Regions from separate parts of the Homo sapiens genome. Here regions 2 and 3 are each linked to region 1. Evidence: chromatin loops called from intact Hi-C (ENCODE). Cell type or tissue: IMR-90. All regions are shown on one strand.

Region 1 (2,500 bases):
CAAGGTGTCAGTGTCACTGGAGGGCATGTGGTGGCAGGGGGCCCTGGGTGGGGACACGTCAAAAGGGCAGGACCCAGGAATTTTCCAGTAAGTACAAACCTAGTGAACTTTGGGTGCAACAAACAAGCTACTTGAGTTACAAACAATATACTTTAGAGAAAAGCAAACAATTTGCCAAAAAACCCCAAGTGAACTAGGAGCAAATGGAACATGGATTGAGGGGGCCATACAGCCATTTGACCATTCTAGTTGGTAGCAGGGGCTGCTGACAGCACTGTGATGAGAAGGACTCTGAGGCTTTGTCTGGGTGCAGCAGACACAGGCTTGATGGGACTGTCACTGTGCAGCTGTGTTCTTCATTGGGTGAGTTGGAAAGCGAGGGTGTGGGAAGGCAGACAGCTTAAAGGTCCAAGGCCAGCAGACTTTGTTCCACTGTCCTCCTGAATTTGGAATTTGGTGGTTTCTTTCTGTTGGACATGTCACCCCTCTTGGGGCTCTAGAAACTCCACCAGTCCCTGAACACCCACCCTGCCCCACCCCACCCCCGACACATAGGCAGAGACCTTGGTTTTGTTTGGAGAGTTACAACAGCTGATAAAGCTGGGTTGCAATTTTCTGAGTCCCCACTGGGTGGCAACCTCTAATTATTCCAAGTTTTAGGGTTTAGAAAACGAAAATACCTTACTGAAGAAATTCAGTAAAACCTATCTTTGCCGCTGAATTATGTGGATGACAGCACTGAATTTTGTCATGTTCAAGGAAGGAGGCATCTCATGGACCCTTTGTCTTCCCTGCAAGGGGCTCTGTTTCCTTGGCATGCAGGGCAACACTTGATGGGAACTGTGGCAAAAGCAACTTCCCCAGAGGTCAGGATGCTTGTGAAACCTCATCACAACGGAATATCCTCAGCTTGCTCCCCCAGAGAGGCCATGGGAGCTGTATGCAGGGTCAGCCCTACTTGGGTATCTTTAGTATACACAGAGCGAGGGGAAAACATCCTAAGGTGCCTCCATCGGCTCAGGACATAGCGGTCCCTGGTGCCGTGGCTGTCAGCATCCCTATCCACCACCTGAGGGCAGTGTCATCCTGCAGAGTGCACCCGGCAACCAAACTGGTGGCCCCTGCTGACTGGCTAAGCTCTGATGTTTCCCTGGCAACCACCTCCCGGCTCCTCCCTCTCCCATTTGCCCAGCCCTGGAACATGCTGCTTAGTTTGATTTGCAGATGCTGCCTTTTTGCTCTCTGTCCCCATGCTTAGGGGCCAAGATGCTGCCCCAGAATGGACCGTGGCGGGCTGTAGAAGCAGGGACGGACCCGCATATGAACATCCCTGATTCCGTCTTAGCTGAAGGGTCCTCCTTTTCCTCCAGTGCTTGTGTTTCCCACATCCTGCTCTGGAAATGAAGAGCAAAATACAGAGAAGGGGCTTTCAGGGCCAGGAGTGAAGGCAGAGAACTGTGTGATGCTTCTGCGATTCCCCAGGCAGAGCCCCTGCACCCCTCCTTGCCTGCTGCCCATCTCATGGGCTGGGGAGAGTGCCCTTCCCCTGCTTGCTGCTGAGGGGAGGGAGGGGATGCAGAACACTGTGGTTCAGAAGCATGGAAGTGTGGTGCCTGGGACATCTGCCCTGATTAGTCCCAGGGGAGATTTGTGGTGGTCCTTCTGGAGCAGACCTTGTCAACTACAAAGCGACTATGAATTCTAATGAGTTGAACCCCACTGGGACACAACTAAGTTGTCCCCAGAGACTGCAGGAAGCCTCAGGAGGGTGCCTTCTGAGGTCAAAGGAAGACAGAGGGGAGAAAGTGGCATGCCTGGGGCCTGCTTGTGGTGCCTGGCCTTGAGGCTGGTGGATGCCTGCATCTGGAGCTGGAGCCCTTGGTCCCAGATAAGCATGTGAGGAATCAAGTCATGGGGAAGGCAGTGAGTGTGGGAGGTGGTGGTGGGGTTGCTGATTTGGACAGCATGGCAGGTGGGGCCTCCACGGGAAGCCGACCTGTCCTAGTCCACTTGGGCTGGGTGGCTCACAGACAGCAGCTTATTGCTCATGGTCCTGGAGGCTGGAAGTCCAAGATCAAGGCACCTGCGGATTTGGTATCTGGCAAGGGCCCATTGCTGGTTCAGAGCTGGCTGCTTCTGTCTGCATCCTCACATGGCAGAAGTGAGCAAGGCAGTTCTCAGAGACTTCTTTTATAAGGGTGCTCATCCCACTCATGAGGGCAGAGCCTCCCAGAGGTCCCATCTCCCAACATCATCATCTTGGAGGTTAGGATTTCAATGCATGACTTTTGTTGAGACACAGATATTCTGTCTATAGCACAACTACACAGCAATACAGGGAAAGGCATCCCAGGCTGGGGGAACAGCATATACGAAGGCTCAGAGGCAGGAGAGAACTGAGGTGTGCAAAGAGTAACACAGAGACACATGGGGAGAGAGGCTGGTGATGAGGCGGGGACCATTGGGGCTGAGGGTTCTCCATGTTGCCCAGGCAGACATG
Region 2 (2,500 bases), 85 kb after region 1:
TTAGCTTTTTGAGGCGCCACTGCAGTGTTTCCAACGGCACATGATGCATTTGCCGGTGGGTCTGTTTGGCCCCTCCATACCCACCCTCCACCTTTCTCGGCTCTGCTCTGTAACCGGACGTGGTCCTGGGTAGACAGTGCCAAAGGCCCCCTTCCCCTCCAATTCCAGGTTAGGCTCAGCCGGCGGGCGGGGTGACAGGAGGGAAGGCAGGGTGGGCGTTCCCAGGGCCCTCCCTGTGAGGTTGTCTCAGGGTGGCCGTGCAGCTGCATGGAGGTGGCAGCTCTCCCAAGGTGTGACTCCATGGGGATCGGAAGTGCTGCCTCCCTCCTCCCTGGGCCTGCGGTGAGAGCCCTGTGACCACACTCTCCTGGGGCTCCCTTCACCCACACTATTGCAAACACTCCCTTTGTAAATCAGCGGTCCCTGAATCATCTGGGCTGGAGTGAGTCCCCCATTTCCTGTTGAAATCAGCCCCCAGCCCCCGTGTGCTCTGGACTGGATGTGCCTTCGAGGCTGGAGGGGCAGGAGCTCCCCTCCTCGTAATCCCCAAGCCGAATGCCCAGCAGGACGCAGAGGTCAGTAGGGATATTTTGGACGCACGAAAGAATGGCCTCACTGTTTCGATAGTTGCTCACATATTCTAAGCACGTCGGAAACGCGGAGCTTCTGGCCTCGGGCCTGAGTGGAGAAAAGACCGGCTTCCCCGAGGGCTCTCTCGTCTATCAAAGGGAATCAAACTGACAGCTAGGTGCTGGGGACAGCCTCATGAAGAGGAGGAAGTTCACTCGGCAGAGGACCAGTGAAGGCTCTGCACTCTGGGAAGAACGAGGTCGTGGCTCAGCCCCACCTCGGGCTTACCTGGGCAGGTGACTTCGGCTGCCCGCCTGGGAGTGGGATATTCTTAGCTTCATGTGATGACCCTGTAAATAGGGTGCTTGTGGGGATGAAAGAGCTTCCTGCTCATGTAGGGCCAGGTAAGGGGACTTGAGGGACCCGCGAAGAGCCTGATGGTGCCCCGGGTGTGTGGGTGGCGGATCCCAGCTGCGTGGAGCCCCGGCTTGCACTCAGCATAGAGCACAGATGCACAAGAACTATTTGCTGAATAAACAAATAACAGAACATGGTAGTCCAGAGAAACCCTTGTTTATATAACAGGAAGACAGAAGAGAATGTTTATAGGAATATGGCTTATAAAGCCAACAAAACGGACACAGCTCAGAGGCTCATCAACAGGTGGCTGGACAAAAGAATGGGGCTGTATCCACGTGGTAGAATATTACACGGCAGTTAGGTGCGCGGATAATGGCTCCGTGTGCCCCCAGGCGCACCTTGCCATGGATGAATATCAAATATGATTGAGGGAGAAAAGTCAGGGAAAGAAATATATGTATATTCAATTTCATACATTTCACAAATGCTATACCTACTGCTGCCGTAACAAATCGCCGTGAATTTAAAACGTGTAGTTTAAAACAACACATATTGATTATCTTATGGCTCTGGAAGTCAGAAGTCCAGCATTGGTCTCACTGGTCTAGAATCCAGGTGTGGGCAGGGCTCTGGAGAGCAGTCCCCCTCCAGCACCTATGGGCCACCTGCGGTCCTCGGCTCTTGGCCCCACCCTTCGTCGTCAAGGCCAGCAGCATCTTCTCTCCCCGACCTTGGTCTCCATCCTCACATCTTCTCTCTCTGACTCTGACCCCCCTGCCTCCCTGTTGTAAGGACCTGATTAATTACACTGGACTCACTGCCCCACTACATCTGCAAAATCAGGTGACATATTCCCAGTTCCAGGAACTGGGACACCTTTGGAGGCCACCATTCTGTCTACTGCACAGATGAATGACAAACATGCACCCAGGAGAATGGGGGTCTCTGGGGAGGGCAGATGGGATAGGGGAGACATACAGAGGCACGTCTTCGGGGCTGGACAGCTTTATTATCACTGTTGAATTAAGAAACAGGGGTAGCAGTTTCTGCACCCACCCCTGTCAGGGACCCTCTCCAACAGCCCAGCCCCCAGTGGCTGCATCTCTGTGTCCCTGGCACACCTCACCATCATGATGGGGCTGGAGGTGGACATTGGTGAATACATATCCCAACTCCCTACCCCTGAGAGGGAGGGGAATTCTGGGCCCTTTTTCCAGAGCATCACCGTAGGGTTCCCCATCACCCTCCCTGGGAACTGGCTTCACATAATGTAAAGATAACCATTTTAAAGTAAGCAGTTCCATGGCATTTAGTACCTTCATGATGTGAGGCAGCCACCACCTCTGTCCGGTTCTAAAACATTTGCATCACTCCAAAGAGAACTTTGTACCATGTCCCATCACCCCCCTCCAGCCCTTGATGACTGTGGATCTGCTATCACCGCCGTTATTCCCCCTCCAGCCCCCAGCCCCTGGTGACTGTGGGTCTGCCATCACCGCCGTTATTCCCCCTCCAGCCCCCCAGCCCCTGGTGACTGTGGGTCTGCTACCACCCCCGTCATTCCCCCTCC
Region 3 (2,500 bases), 210 kb after region 1:
TCTAGCCTGAGCGACAGAGACTCCATCTCAAAACAATAATAATAATCATAATCATAAAAAAGCCTTTGAGTTGTGGGCATTTGATTCTGTCCAGCTGCTTGGGAACATGCCTGATATGAGTCCAGGCCTTCCGAGAGTGCCAAGTAGCCAAGGAAGGTGGGGTTTTGGTCCCTATCTGAAGGACGGTTGCACTTTTTTTCTTTGGGGTCTTCATCCCTGCAGTAGGCACTGAGAGAGAGGAGCAGGAGGAATGTGAAGTCCGGTGACCCCACCAACAACCCTCTGTCCTCCCTGCCCTCCTGCATCACCATGGCCCTGGTGGCGGGTCTCAGGAGGGAGCGGGGCCTTTTGGATCCTGTCACTCAGCAGCCTCTTCCAAAGCCCACAGAGCCGTGGGCTCCACAGGCGCCCCGAGTACCGTCCTCGATGAGATCTGCGGATTAGATCTGGAGCCTGTGCCCAGCTGTGTGTGCACTGTTTGCTTAAGGGGGTGAGCTGCCCTGGTCTGAGTCAGTTTTTCCATTTTAGCGGGAAGGAAAGAGTGATAGGGGAGGATTATCGCCAGGTAGGTGCTGCCTGTTTAGTTTCAGCCGACACACGGCCAAGGAGAAATGGGGCCCAGCAAGCCAGATGCTATAGCAGATAAGGCGCAGGCGGGCCAGGGGTAGAAATGGACCAGATGTTTCAGGAACTGAGCTGGAATAGCATCACAAAACCCCTCCTGGGTCAGGGACCTGGGCCACGATCCACATCTTTAAACCATCAGCATTTCAGAAAAGAAAAATGCAAACTCTGAGAGAAGCAGTGCCCCAGGCCTGATTTCCAAGTCCACCCTTTATCCTATTAGCAGAACGATGTGTTCTATGTGCCATGAGAGTCCTCAGGTTTGCCAAGGACCAGGCTCAAAAGAGTTTTACTCTTGGTTTTCACTTAAAATGGACCATGAGTCCTAAAGAATTGTCAAAGTCCTCTGAAGATTCGCTACCTGGGTAACTCACCTACGCCTACTGTATGCCCCAGACAGATTCTATTAGGAAAAGTTAGGAAGTTTCAATTTATTAGAAACCAGTGGAATAGAGATGCTGCTGCATATGTGGTCTTAGGCATTTCTAGTTTCAGGTCACCTCAGTAGCCAGAATTCACTGTAAACAGTGGTAACCCAAAGCCCTAGTTCATGCTCATGACATCAAAGCCTCAAACTTCAGTGTCTAGCTAGAGACCAGTGGTGGGAGTGGTGCCCCTGGAGGTTAAGGAGGGTATTGCATCCCAGCTCTACTAGACATTGTGAAAACCTAGGCTTGGCCTGGGTTGTACTAGAGTACTCATGGTGCGACCTCAAAACCATAACTTTCTTCTGTGCCTCAGTTTCTTCATGTGTAAAATGGAGCTGATGATGTCTCTCTACCTCATAGATTTGTGGTGAGCATCTAAGGAGGCACAGTTTAGATCTCTATAGAAACAGGCAAGGTCTCTTTGAGTTCTTCTTGCATCTCAGAGTGCCTGCCACTGTGAGGTGCTCAGTGAATGGTCACTGGGTTGAATTGTGAGTGCTTTGTAAACTCAGAGGGTGCTGACCAGCCCAGAGAATTGCTATGTTTTGAAGTAGCTCTCTGAAGTGGGGTGGAGAGCAGATGTTAGAAGCTGTGAACCATGCACCTGGGTTCTTTTAGGGGAGGATGGAAGGTACCAGAAGAGTGATCTCAGCTTACCACACCCACCACTGGCTGGCAGAGGTGGGGTATGCTGGGTTTGCTGACCCCAAAGAGGCTGGGTGGGAGAGGAAGCCGAGAGTTGCCTAGGGTGGCCTGGGGAGTTTGGTTGGGGAAGTGTCGGGGACACTATTCTCGGTGCTGCATCCAGGGAAGCTGCCCATCAGCCTTCCTTGGATTGGGATCTTTGGGATCAGGGATTCACTAATTGTCCCACATCTGACATTAATCTGGGCTCAGCCATGTGTTGCTGAGCTTCACACAGCTGTTTGCACCACCCCAGATCTTTCAAGGGGTCCCCAAGCAGATGACCAGTTTGCAGCAGGGCGTGTGTGTGAGGTACAGGAGCCTCCAGTCCTGTGGGCAGATGCTGACGGATGGGCTGATGGCTCCCAGCACCAACTGCTTTCTGTCGGTGACTTTCACTCCACCCACCAGTCCTGTGAGGTCAGTACGGTTCTCCTGACTCTGTGAGGACGTGCCCAGTTGACTTGGCCAATAGGGAGCAGAGCTGAGACTTGGTGGCTCTCTTAGACGCCAGTGTCCCCTCTGTGCTGCACCCATACCCCCCTCCCCATGCAACCCTGCCCAGCCCACTGCATCTTCCTGAGAGTTTTCCCAGATGTCACCCAGCACCTTCTTAGCTGTAATCTCTCCAGGCCCTTTCAACCTAAATGTCTTTAATTCTGGGATCAATCATCTCACCCTATAAATGACTCCCAGGAGCTCTTCCAGCTGTGCTCCAGAATTCCTTAAGCAGTGCCAACCTCGCTGTTCCTCCGACCGCTTCT

What was found. A loop is a pair of places that touch in the nucleus more often than their neighbours do. Peaks named below come from ENCODE experiments on the same cell type or tissue, not always from the same donor. Only the 100,000 strongest peaks of a DNase experiment are listed, where the experiment ranks them.
Region 2: it touches region 1 in a loop (2.5-fold over the local background); 9 of 110 quality-filtered maps call a loop at or near these places.
Region 3: it touches region 1 in a loop (4-fold over the local background); 12 of 110 quality-filtered maps call a loop at or near these places.

Annotation. Positions count from the first base shown.
Region 1 is chr9:134,448,670-134,451,169 of GRCh38, forward strand. All of the region lies in intron 1 of LOC105376311 (a long non-coding RNA gene), which reads left to right. Among named protein-coding and RNA genes, the nearest start is that of MIR4669, 71 kb to the left of the region's middle. RefSeq lists a silencer at 974-1,268. In IMR-90, CTCF peaks have their summits at 621 (motif pointing right) and 1,075 (motif pointing right); a DNase peak (open chromatin) is centred at 1,112.
Region 2 is chr9:134,533,765-134,536,264 of GRCh38, forward strand. All of the region lies in intron 2 of LOC100506532 (a long non-coding RNA gene), which reads left to right. Among named protein-coding and RNA genes, the nearest start is that of COL5A1, 110 kb to the right of the region's middle. In IMR-90, no CTCF peak of the experiment used is centred here; a DNase peak (open chromatin) is centred at 1,127.
Region 3 is chr9:134,659,356-134,661,855 of GRCh38, forward strand. The region is part of intron 1 of COL5A1 (collagen type V alpha 1 chain); the gene reads left to right. Among named protein-coding and RNA genes, the nearest start is that of COL5A1-AS1, 7.8 kb to the left of the region's middle. In IMR-90, a CTCF peak has its summit at 1,241; no DNase peak of the experiment used is centred here; H3K27ac peaks cover 799 bases.